Regions from separate parts of the Homo sapiens genome. Here all the other regions are linked to region 1. The links are chromatin contacts, found by Hi-C or POLR2A ChIA-PET in ENCODE. All regions are on one chromosome and are shown on one strand. The core of a region is the stretch at or near the end of the contact, and the rest is flanking DNA. Distances in the headings are between cores, read along the strand shown. Region 1 holds the start of ALKBH5 (alkB homolog 5, RNA demethylase). Region 2 holds the start of AKAP10 (A-kinase anchoring protein 10). Region 3 holds the start of ZNF624 (zinc finger protein 624). Region 4 holds the start of TNFRSF13B (TNF receptor superfamily member 13B).

Region 1 (2,773 bases), core at 186-2,685:
TGAATTCTCAGCCAAGTCAGTGATCCCGTCAAACCTGCCTTCGGGGACAGGATTTCCACATCGGTTCCCTATTTTCTTGCTATAGGTATCTTAAACACAAAACCCTTCTCTCGCTCCCTACAATCTACAAACAGAAGAACTGGTCAGAACTGTAAAAAACGCAGACTCCTACGGGCTGCTGCTTTCTGGGCCAGGGTGGGTAGCTAAGGCAGCAGGCGCAGGGCCGCCCCCTCCACCCGGGTGGGTTACCTGAGCACAGTCACGCTTCCCCTGCGCACCGGCAGGGAAAGCACTGGTTCCGACACCCGAATAGGCTTGAACTGGAACTTGCAGCCGAAGCACAGCGCAGAGTCGCTAAAGAAGGACACGGACACGATGGGGCGCTCGAAGATGTGGATGGGGTCCACGTGAGACACGATGCAGCCGCCGGGCTGGTAGTCGTTGATGACGGCGCTGTTGACGAAGCCCTCGGGGATGACGCGGTGCTCCACCAGCTTTTGGATCACCAGCTGGTGCACCCACTCGGGGATCTCGTCCACGTCGCCCGGCGGGTAGAGGCGCTCCTGGCCGGGCCCGCGCTTCTGCAGCTGGGCGCCGTAAGTGTAGCCTTCGCCGAAGAAGTACTTGTTGCGCAGTGGGGCCCGGTCCACCGTGTGCTCGTTGTACAGGCCCTTCTCAGCGCGGGACACCACCTCGTCAATGCGGGCCTCGATCTTGGCGCACTCGTCCTGGCTGAAGAGGCGCATCTGGCGGATGCCGCTCTTCACCTTGCGCGCCTCCTCCTCCTTCTGCAGCTGCTGCTCCTCATAGTCGCTGCGCTCGGGGTCCGAGTCCTCCTGATACTTGCGCTTGGCCCCGGACACAGGGTAAGGTTCGGCGGCAGCGGCGGCTGCGGCTGCGGCGGCTACGGCGGCTGCGGCAGCGGCGGCGGCCTCCCGGCTGCCCGCCTTATAGTTGTCCCGGGACGTCATGGACTTGAGCTTCTCACGCAGGTCCGTGTAGCCGCTGGCGGCCGCCATGGCCCCCACGACGCTGCTCTAGGGTCCTCCGGGGCGGGCGGGGCAGCCGGGCATGGCTCTAAGGGGACGCGCCCCGGGGCCCCCGGAGGGAGGGGGGTCCTTAGCGCCGAACCCCCATGCGTGAGTGGGGGACCCGGCGGGGGGCGTCGAGGGTCCGGGCGTGGGGTAGGGCCTCAGGAGCGGCGGGTCATGCAACGGTGGCGACAACGGGGCTTCTTCCTCCTCCACCTTCTCCACGTCCCGCGGGGCAGGGGCGCCGGCAGCGCCTCATGCCGCGGAGGGCTGCTGCGGAGACGCGGCCCGACTCCCGACCAGACCCTCGGACGCCCGGCCCGGCCCGCACTTTAAAGCTCTCCGCACGACGTCACGGGCAGCCAGCCCGACGTCCGCCAGCGCCGCTCCTTAGCGGGCTCCTCACCGCGCACGCGCAGTGCTGCCGGCCACCGCGGCTCCGCGCGCTACGGGCATGCGCGTGCGTGCAGGCCGGGTCGGCAGAGGCGCCGGCGCAAGCGCAGACAGGAACCGCTTGCCGTCCGCCGCCCCTCCCCCACTCTCTGAGGGGCTTCAAGGGAACGCTCTCAAATAGCAACCTGTCTTCACGCCGCGCCGCCTCCAGGACCGAAGGGCTCCCTCTACAGGGGTGCGCTCATATTGCCAACAGTGTCGCCGTGCCGCGTCACGGCATCGTCCGAACGCCCGCAGACGCCTCAACCCCAGGGCGCATTCACCAGGGAACCGCCACAACGTAGGCCGCTCCGTTACCTCCCCCTTTGGCGCTTCCACTTCTTTAATTGGGCCGTGGGCCACGCGCCGGGCAGGCCCTGACTGGAGTTTCCGGAAGTCGGTTGGTAATCATGCGTGTCAATCAGGCAGTCTCCTTAGCTACTGTGTCCGTCACTTAATTAGCGGCTGGGCGAGCAGCGAGGACCCCTAAAGGAGAAATGGGTGGTTAAATAAGTGCCTGAATGGAGACTCCACCTGAGTAAAGCCCTTAGAACGCCTAAGGAAACTTCTGAAACCCGCGAAAACTTCTCAGACTGCGGGACCTGCAGCACCCGGCCCCAGTTCTGAACCCAGATAGGAACGTCCGGCAGAAGCCAGACGCGCGTTGTCGGGGTACAAGCCAGCCTGCCGCCGCTGCCGCCGCCGCCCGGAGCGGACGTTTCACGAGTCACGTCCCGGTGACGGCGAGCGTGGGGGCGCGCTGGGGTTGGCGTCGAGCCTCCTTGGTGCTGGAGATGGGCGTGGGGGCACCTCCTACGGGGACTCTGGAAGAAAACTCCAGGAAACGAACGGGCGCAAGGCTAAGGCTAAGCTATAGATAATGACTACAGTCAATTCAAAAAAGTTTTGAAGCAGTCAGCAAAGGCGTTGCCGGGCGCGGGGCCTCACGCCTGTAATCCCAGCACTTTGCGAGGCCAAGGCGGGCGGATCACTTGAGCCCAGGAGTTTGAGACCAGCCTGGCCAACATGGCAACCCCATCTCTACAATAAAATTTTTAAAAATGAACTGGGCGTGGTGGCGCGCGCCTATGGTCCTAGCTACTCAGGAGGCTGAGGTGGGAGGATCCCTTGAGCCCAGGGGATTGAGGCTGCAGAGAGCCGAGCTGGCGCCACTGCACTCCGGCCTGGGCGACAGAGCTGCAAAACAAAACAAAAAGGCGTAGCCGTGCAGGATGCACTGGAGGGCTCCAACAAATGGGGGTCGGGGGGGATCTGCTGGAAAATCTCCCATGTCTCCCAGGATAAAGTTC
Region 2 (2,773 bases), core at 127-2,626, 1.8 Mb before region 1:
TGTAACTGTTGGACATGCTCACAGGCACGTTCCAGTTCACAGCCTATGCCCCTTCCTTATTTGGAAATGTTATTGCTTCCTTAAACCTTTCGGTAAGCAACTTCCTCTCCTTCTTCGTTCTTCCTTGCACTTACCTATTTAGAAAGTTTTAGGCTATTAGCAAATCGGCTATCAGTTTAAGAGTGTGAGGTCCCGCTCCAGCCAATGGATGCAGGACATAGCAGTGAGGACGACCCAAATGCGTAAGGGATAAATATGTTTGCTTTTCCTTTGTTCAGGTGTGCTCTCGACATCGTTCCATCTGCGATTGAGCACCCTTTCTGCAGAAAGTAAAGATTGCCTTGCTGGAGATCTTTTGTCTCCGTGCTGACTTTTCTTCGTGGCACCGATTATCTATTTCTAACAATTTTGGTATTTCTAACATTCTGAACAATCTTGGGCTAGTTGTCTCTTCTGGGCCTGTTTCCCCATCCGTCACATGATAAACTTCATTGGTTTAAAAACCCCAGCGAACATTTATTGAGTTACTATTACCTTCCTGCCCTCCCCAACCCCAACCCCAGGGAGCAGTTACAACCTCAGCCGCTGAGCGCACTCGCCGGGTGTTAAGAAGCACCAAAGACAGGGAGGCTTGATTGATTTTGCTTTGGGAGTAGAGGGTCAGAAGATTCACAGGAAAATGGCATTTGAGCAAGGATGATTCACTGGAGCTAGCTTTTAAATACTGGCGAGGCTTTTATGTTGCAGTCCCTTACAAAGTTGAGCATTCGCAGGGACTGCACTCCGAAATAAGCCCGCTTCCCCTTTTCATTCGCTAATGATCCAGGGAGCTGCTGGTTCCGCATGCGGCAGGTTGTGCCTTTTCCTAATCAGGGTTCTGCATCGCCTCGAACCCGCAGGCCGTGGCGGGTTCTCCTGAGGAAGCAGGGACTGGGGTGCAGGGTGAAGCTGCTCGTGCCGGCCAGCGCCTGTGAGCAAAACTCAAACGGAGGAGCAGGAGGGGTCGAGCTGGAGCGTGGCAGGGTTGACCCTGCCTTTTAGAAGGGCACAATTTGAAGGGTACCCAGGGGCCGGAAGCCGGGGACCTAAGGCCCGCCCCGTTCCAGCTGCTGGGAGGGCTCCCGCCCCAGGGAGTTAGTTTTGCAGAGACTGGGTCTGCAGCGCTCCACCGGGGGCCGGCGACAGACGCCACAAAACAGCTGCAGGAACGGTGGCTCGCTCCAGGCACCCAGGGCCCGGGAAAGAGGCGCGGGTAGCACGCGCGGGTCACGTGGGCGATGCGGGCGTGCGCCCCTGCACCCGCGGGAGGGGGATGGGGAAAAGGGGCGGGGCCGGCGCTTGACCTCCCGTGAAGCCTAGCGCGGGGAAGGACCGGAACTCCGGGCGGGCGGCTTGTTGATAATATGGCGGCTGGAGCTGCCTGGGCATCCCGAGGAGGCGGTGGGGCCCACTCCCGGAAGAAGGGTCCCTTTTCGCGCTAGTGCAGCGGCCCCTCTGGACCCGGAAGTCCGGGCCGGTTGCTGAATGAGGGGAGCCGGGCCCTCCCCGCGCCAGTCCCCCCGCACCCTCCGTCCCGACCCGGGCCCCGCCATGTCCTTCTTCCGGCGGAAAGGTAGCTGAGGGGGCGCCGGCGGGGAGTCAGGCCGGGCCTCAGGGGCGGCGGTGGGGCAGGTGGGCCTGCGAGGGCTTTCCCCAAGGCGGCAGCAAGGCCTTCAGCGAGCCTCGACCTCGGCGCAGATGCCCCCTGAGTGCCTTGCTCTGCTCCGGGACTCTTCTGGGAGGGAGAAGGTGGCCTTCTTGCGCGAGGTCAGAGGAGTATTGTCGCGCTGGTTCAGAAGCGATTGCTAAAGCCCATAGAAGTTCCTGCCTGTTTGGTTAAGAACAGTTCTTAGGTGGGGGTTAGTTTTTTTGTGTTTCTTTGAGGACCGTGGATCAAGATCAAGGAAATCTCTTTAGAACCTTATTATGGAAGTCTGAAGTTTCCAAATGTTGAGGGTTTTATGTCTAAAAGCAACACGTGAAAAAATTGTTTTCTTCACCCAGTGCTGTCTTCCAATTTCCTCTTTGGGGGGAGGGGTAGTTACTGCTGTTACTAAAATAAAATTACTTATTGCTAAAGTTCCCCAACAGGAAGACCACTACTTTTGATGACTTTGGCAAGTTTGCTAACTACTGGAACCCTAACTTACAAACGAACTACTTACATTTTTGATTTCCAGTTGTATTACCTGCCCAATGTTTACGTAGAAACAGCTTAATTTTGATTCTGGGTAACGTTGTTGCACTTCATTAAAAATACATATCCGAAGTGAGCAAGTATGGGTCTGTGGACAGCAGTGATTTTTCCTGTCAATTCCTGTTGCTTCAGATAAAATGTACCAGACAGAGGCCGGGCGCGGTGGCTCACGCCTGTAATCCCAGCACTTTGGGAGGCTTGGCGGGTGGATCACCTGAGATCGGGAGTTCAAGACCAGCCTGACCAACATGGAGAAACCCCGTGTCTACTAAAAATACAAAATTAGCCAGGGTGGTGGCGCATGCCTGTAATGCCAGCTACTTGGGAGGCTGAAGCAGGAGAATCGCTTGAACCTGGGAGGCGGAGGTTGCGGTGAGCCGAGATAGCACCATTGCACTCCAGCCTGGGCAAAAAGAGCGAAACTCCGTCTCAAAAAAAAAGTACCAGACAGAAATGGGTTTTGTTTTCTTTTTTTGTTTTGAGACGGAGTTTCGCTCTTGTTGCCCAGGCTCGAGTGCAATGGCGCGATCTCAGTCT
Region 3 (2,773 bases), core at 69-2,568, 1.5 Mb after region 1:
GGACTTTATCCCTGTAGAAGTAATAATCTACCCTAAATATTGTGTTAAACATTTTTTTTTAATAGTTTAACGAAATGTGTATGTTTCTCTAAACTTTCCTGGTGGCTTATTTTACATTCTGTTGTTTGTTGATAATGTTTTTAATTCCATCTATCATGTCCTTAAACATTTTAAATGTAATAATTTTAAATTTTTAATCAAATGAGCTCTGCCTCTGAAGTTTTGGGGGATATATTTCTGCCGTTTATTGTTTGTGCTGATTTTCAGTCACAGTGTCTTATTTTATTATTTGTTTTGTAATGTTTAAGTTTTGGACTTCTGTTTGGCTCATCTTCATCTGTGGGGAATGTGAGGGAACTGGGATCTCCAAAAGACATTTGCTTAGTTTCTAATTTCAGAGTGTATTGAATAAATATTTTGAGTAATCTTTTTCACTGGAAATTTCGTTTTATTCCAGTCCTCCTGTGAATATCCTGTTGTTTTGATTACTCTTCAATGCCACTCTCCTTAGAAGATGTACCTCATTCCGTGTGCATTTCGATATGTGGAAGTGTGTTGGGAGGTGGGGTCCCAAATTATTCATTCATTCTTCCTTCGTTTCATTCAGTATGCAAGCAGTCTCCTAAGTAGGCACTCTGAGTGATAAACTCCATGAGATGTAGTTTCTATCCTCAAAAAATACCGCCTTTGGTAGGGATAAAGTAAATAGACCTTAATATAGCTCTTGGACGAGCAGCCCTTGAATAAGTGGTCAAATAAATTTGTTGCAAATAAATACTTTCAGTCATTGTGTTTTAAGAATTATCATTTGTATGCATTGAGGAGAACTTCTACAGCTATTTGTCTTCAGAAAGGTTTTTTCTTTGTATTTCGAAGAATTTTGGCCTTAAAATTTCCAGCTTATTTTCAGACATTCATATCCATTCTACTTAATTGGCATTATAGTCATCAATTGTTGTCTCTTCCAACTCTGAGGGAATTGTCATAAAGGGAATTGTTCAGAAATATGTGTTTCCAAGCACTTGTTCACATATTTGTCTGGATCACATCTATCTGTTCTCTCGACGGCTTTCTTTAGTCGCACCTAAATGTTCCAAGACAAGGGTTGTGTCATTATTTGTATCTCTAGTGCTATTGCTTTTGACACATAGTCAAGGCTTCTCAACAGAAGTGTATCCAATTGGAATTTTTTCTCACCCTCGAAGAGCCAATTCCTTCACTAACGCAGACAAAAGGGGCGGGGGGCTCAGGCGCTGAGGATTCTGGGCACTGTAGTTCCGACGCTCCGGCTGCGCAGGCGCAATGCCCTGCCTGGAGGCCGGCACCGCCGAGCCGCCGCCATTGCTGGAAGCGTTCCCGCCCTGCTCTGCGAGTTCCCTCAGTTGTCCTCAGTTCGGCCGCCAGGTACTCGTTGTCCCGGGCGCCTGGCCTCGGTTGCCCGCCGCCCCTCCCTTGGCGCTTGGCTCCCGGCGGCGTCCGGGGCGTGGCCGTTCCCTCTAGAGCCCCTGTCCCTGAGCGGACCCGCCCACTCCTGAGAGGCGATTGGGGCTGGGCCTCCTTCCCGAGTGTGGGTTCAGTCTCCAGCTGGCCTCCCTCACAGGTAGGGCCGCGTGCCCTATGCGGCCTCCTAGTCCGGGTCCAAACCCGGGAACCCCCTCCCTGCGGGCCTGGCGGCGCTGGGGTTAAAAAGAGCCGGGCGCAGGGCGCAGGGAGTCGAGTAGGGCGGGCGGGCCCCTGACCCGACTTTCCCGGTCTTCCCAGCCCCGCGCCTTGCAGGCCCTGAGGAGGGCATACCCGAAGTGGGTAGAGGAGAGCAGTTAGGGAAAGAAGGCGAGGTTGGCAGGAGCATATCCGCTCTGGCTTCTGAACTGGCAGGGATGGAACTAGGTTCCACATCGGGGGACCTGCGCTACTCAGTAACCGAGGCAGCTTTTCCTGAAATGTCACATTTCAAATACTGTAATCACCTTTTAATCACTTGTCACTCCCTGACATGACAATGGTATTATTGCATTGGTTGGGAAATGCTGGACTGGTACATGGCGCTGAGATTCTCAGCAAAAACATGGACCCTTCATTATTTCTAAATAACTGCACTGGCCAAGGAAGCAAAACAAGTAAAGTTTCTCCTTAAGTCTCTGGATACGTTTGCAATAGTTGGAAAGACAGAGCTTGTAAATAGGGAAATTATAACTGGGGAATAGTGGCCTAGATATCTTCTGCATAATGACAAAGGGGACAGTAGAAACATATAAGGTGGCTACTGTCATGTACTAATAGCTGATTCGTTGTGCTCAAGTGACTTGCCTGTGGTCACAGTTTTACGGTAGCCAAAGCAGGGTTAGAACCTGGGGATGTGGCCAGCCACTCTGGGATTTTATTCCTATTCCACACTCCTATGTATAGGTAGATACTTCTTCTTGTCTGCTTGGAGAGTACAGAAAAGCAGAAAGAAGGGTAAACATCACAGCCCCAGGTCTCAGAGGTCTCAGTAGAGTTTTGGGTTACTCAGTCTTTTTTTCTATGCATTACATTTGCACAATTGAGATCAAGCTGAATATATTAAATGTTAAATATTGTTTATTCTAATTATAAAATAAAACAAGGGATTTATTGTAGTTTGGTTGTTAAACATATGTTACGAGCATAATCTACATAATCTACATAAAGTATTGCCAAAGAGTTTATTAATATTTACAAATATTTTAAAAATGATGACTCAGCTCACTCTTGATAAATGTTAAAGATGCAGAAAACCATTACTCTAGACCTT
Region 4 (2,773 bases), core at 191-2,690, 1.2 Mb after region 1:
TTCATGCTTCTGTAGATCACCCCCCTGCCCTTGATGTTACCAACTTTAAAACTTTGCAACCTGATGGCTGAAAGTTAGTTTTTCATTGTTCAGTTGTTTTTCTGATTTTTGGGAGACTGGACATTTTCCTGTGTTTGCTGACCGTCTGCATCTCCTCTCCTGCTCTGTGCACCATCACCCTGCTCCAGCTGCTTCCTGCAGCCTCCCTCCTTCCTCTCCACCTCTCCATGTCCTCCTCGTCCTTCAGTTTCTTCCTAAGGGCCCATGGGCTTTCTTTGGCTTTTACGTTCCTCTCACTCCGCCTTTGGCTGTTGCTGGGCCTCCCATCCCCTGGGAGGTTTCAGACGATGGGGAAGACACAGGAGTGCAGTCGCCATGCAGTGCAATACGGGCTGTAATGTTCCTCCTCCACGGCCTTTATTGAGGACTTACTGTGTGCCAAGAACCTGCTCTAAGAATGTAACTGTGCTCCCTCCCTCATTTCATGCTCATAACCGCCTGTGAGGCGGGCAATGTTCTCATCCTTTTTTTTTTTTTTTTTTTTGAGATGGCATCTCTGTTGCCCAGGCTGGAGTGCAATGGCACGATCTCGGCTCACTACAACCTCTGACTCCCAGGTTCATTCTCCTGCCACAGCCTCCCAAATAGATGGGACTACAGGCACGCGCCACCACACCCGGCTAATTTTTTGTATTTTTTTTTAGTAGAGATGGGGTTTCACCGTGTTGCCCAGGATGGTCTCGAACTCCTGAGCTCAGACAATCCACCTGCCTCGGCCTCCCAAAGTGCTAGGATTACAGGCGTGAGCCACCATGCCCGACCTCATCCTTGTTTTACACAGAGAACATGGAGGCACAGAAGAGTTCCATAAATTGCCACCAAGGCCTTCTGCTAGTATGCAGCAGAGTCAAGATTCAAACGCAGGCTGTCCGGTCCTGGGGTTCAGCCTCTCCAGTGCTCTGCTAGGTGTTGGAGAGGGTCAAGGAGATACAGAGAATGAGTACCACCTGACAGGCTGGGACAGTCAGGGATGGCTTCCTGGAGGAGGTGACACCTCAATGGAGCCTTGAAGGAAGAGCAGGAGGAGCCGACCAGGCAATGAATAGAATAAGTATACCCAGGAAGAGGGAAAGGCCTGAGTGATGCTGGGAGGGTGGAGAGCTGGCCTGGCTTGGGGTGTGTGCCGGCGGGCAGGAGATGAGGACCAAGGGATGGCCAAGGCCAGATCTAGAAGAGCCTGGGCCATCCCATAGTCAATACCTCATCGCAAGGCCCGGCAGGCCTTCCACTGCTCTGTGTGTACCCCATGGGACGCCAGGAGCCTGGGCCGCAGCCACCCACCTGGGCTCCTGAGACCCAATGCACAGGCATGGGGGCGGGAGTGGGTGTGGCTGATTTACATCCAACAGGTTGAGGGGAAAACCCAGGAAGTGCAGCCCAAGCACTAATCAAATCTAAGACTAGTAATAAGCATCCTGAGTAATGAGTGGCCTGGGCCGGAGCAGGCGAGGTGGCCGGAGCCGTGTGGACCAGGAGGAGCGCTGTGAGTAGCCGGGCAGGAGGGCAGGAGGGCAGGTGGGAGGTGTGAGGAGGGTTGGGCCTGAGTGCCGTGGGGGTTGCAAGGTCCAGCAGGTGCAAAGCCCACAGCAGATCCACACACTGGGGCAGTCCCAGCCTCCCCAAGCTCCTGCACATGGAGAGCCCCGAGTCTGGATGCCTCTGGGATGTGGGGCTTGCCTTCCGTGACAGAAGCCACTGAGGTTGCAGGGTTGGCCACACCGGCAGGAATTCCCTTTGTCACCATGGCCCCTGCACAGCCCCCATTTTCCCCCTTACATGCCCGCTGGACCATTTTAATGCTAATCTCAAATACCAGATTGTTTGAGTTGTGGAGACCACAGGATTTATTCCTTAAGAACACAAACCCTAAAAACAAAACAAAAAACTAAGCATCATACCTTCACCCCTGCTGAAACAACAATTCCTGAACATCATCACATAGCCCGCCAGGGTTCAAACTGTACCAACTGTCTCACCAATGTCTTTCTCAGTTGACTTGTTCAAATCAGCCTGTCCCACATTAGACTTTTGGCTATGTTTTAATCTATAACAGTTTCCACCCATTTTTTCTGTTATATATTTATATTTATATTTATCCTATAGCTTTCTTTTTTTTTGTTTTGTTGTTTTGTTTTTGTTTTTGTTTTTTGAGACAGAGTCTTGCTCTGTCACCCAGGTTGGAGTGCAATGGCATGATCTCGGCTTTCTGCAACCTCCGCCTCCCGGGTTCAAGCCATTCTCCTGCCTCAGCCTCCCGAGTGGCTGAGATTATAGGTGCCCACCACCACGCCCGGCTAATTTTTTGTATTTTTAGTAGAGATAGGCTTTCGCCACGTTGGCCAGGCTGATCTCAAACTCCTGACCTCAGGTGATCCACCTGCCTCAGCCTCCCAAAGTATTGGGATTACAGGCATGAGCCACGGCACCCGGCCCGTATAGCATTTTCATCAGGGTGGGTTTCTAAGGTTTTATGAAAGGGCCCCAGGTCCTTTAGTGCAGACAGAACCCATGGCCAGATGGACCCGGGGCACAGCCTAGATTCACAGCCTCTGCCTGCTGCTCTGTCCCACACCTCAGGCAGGGAGCAAATTTGTTCTTCAGTCCTTTTTTGTGTCCAGCCACCAAGTCCCCAGAATCTACACAGCCAGGGGCTCAAATATGTAAAGTTTCTGAGAGACTTGGACAAGGCAGTGACCAGAGGCTGCCTTAACAC

Evidence for each region. Hi-C counts contacts between places; a loop is a spot of excess contacts on that map. ChIA-PET counts read pairs that join two places held with the same protein, here RNA polymerase II (POLR2A). Pooled maps may share reads with other maps.
Region 2: a map of naive thymus-derived CD4-positive, alpha-beta T cell shows a loop between it and region 1 (15-fold over the local background). The contact joins the promoter of AKAP10 here to the promoter of ALKBH5 in region 1. A Hi-C loop is called at or near these places in 1 of 168 maps with a recorded cell type or tissue (naive thymus-derived CD4-positive, alpha-beta T cell) and 7 of 50 pooled maps. POLR2A ChIA-PET finds 5 or more read pairs at or near these places in 1 of 52 experiments (activated B cell).
Region 3: a loop to region 1 is called in a map of CD4-positive, alpha-beta memory T cell, with 8 times the contacts of the local background. The contact joins the promoter of ZNF624 here to the promoter of ALKBH5 in region 1. A Hi-C loop is called at or near these places in 1 of 168 maps with a recorded cell type or tissue (CD4-positive, alpha-beta memory T cell) and 7 of 50 pooled maps. POLR2A ChIA-PET finds 5 or more read pairs at or near these places in 1 of 52 experiments (CD8-positive, alpha-beta memory T cell).
Region 4: a pooled map shows a loop between it and region 1 (5-fold over the local background). The contact joins the promoter of TNFRSF13B here to the promoter of ALKBH5 in region 1. A Hi-C loop is called at or near these places in 7 of 37 single-sample maps with no recorded cell type and 4 of 50 pooled maps.

What each region holds. Positions count from the first base shown.
Region 1 is chr17:18,182,490-18,185,262 of GRCh38, reverse strand. It overlaps ALKBH5 (alkB homolog 5, RNA demethylase), which reads right to left and starts at 1,435. Exons shown (of 4, transcript NM_017758.4): 1 at 250-1,435. The coding sequence starts at 1,019. RefSeq lists silencers at 558-709, 868-957, 1,038-1,337 and enhancers at 603-1,440, 1,548-1,787, 1,848-2,047.
Region 2 is chr17:19,976,431-19,979,203 of GRCh38, reverse strand. AKAP10 (A-kinase anchoring protein 10) reads left to right here and starts at 1,376. Exons shown (of 15, transcript NM_007202.4): 1 at 1,376-1,612. The coding sequence starts at 1,525. RefSeq lists an enhancer at 293-1,006 and a silencer at 1,479-1,668.
Region 3 is chr17:16,652,395-16,655,167 of GRCh38, reverse strand. It overlaps ZNF624 (zinc finger protein 624), which reads left to right and starts at 1,318. Exons shown (of 6, transcript NM_020787.4): 1 at 1,318-1,404. LOC124903934 (a long non-coding RNA gene) reads right to left here and starts at 1,276. Exons shown (of 4, transcript XR_007065639.1): 1 at 1,198-1,276; 2 at 1-1,084. RefSeq lists a silencer at 1,409-1,608 and an enhancer at 1,564-2,074.
Region 4 is chr17:16,970,785-16,973,557 of GRCh38, reverse strand. It overlaps TNFRSF13B (TNF receptor superfamily member 13B), which reads left to right and starts at 1,440. Exons shown (of 5, transcript NM_012452.3): 1 at 1,440-1,543. The coding sequence starts at 1,483. RefSeq lists an enhancer at 1-8.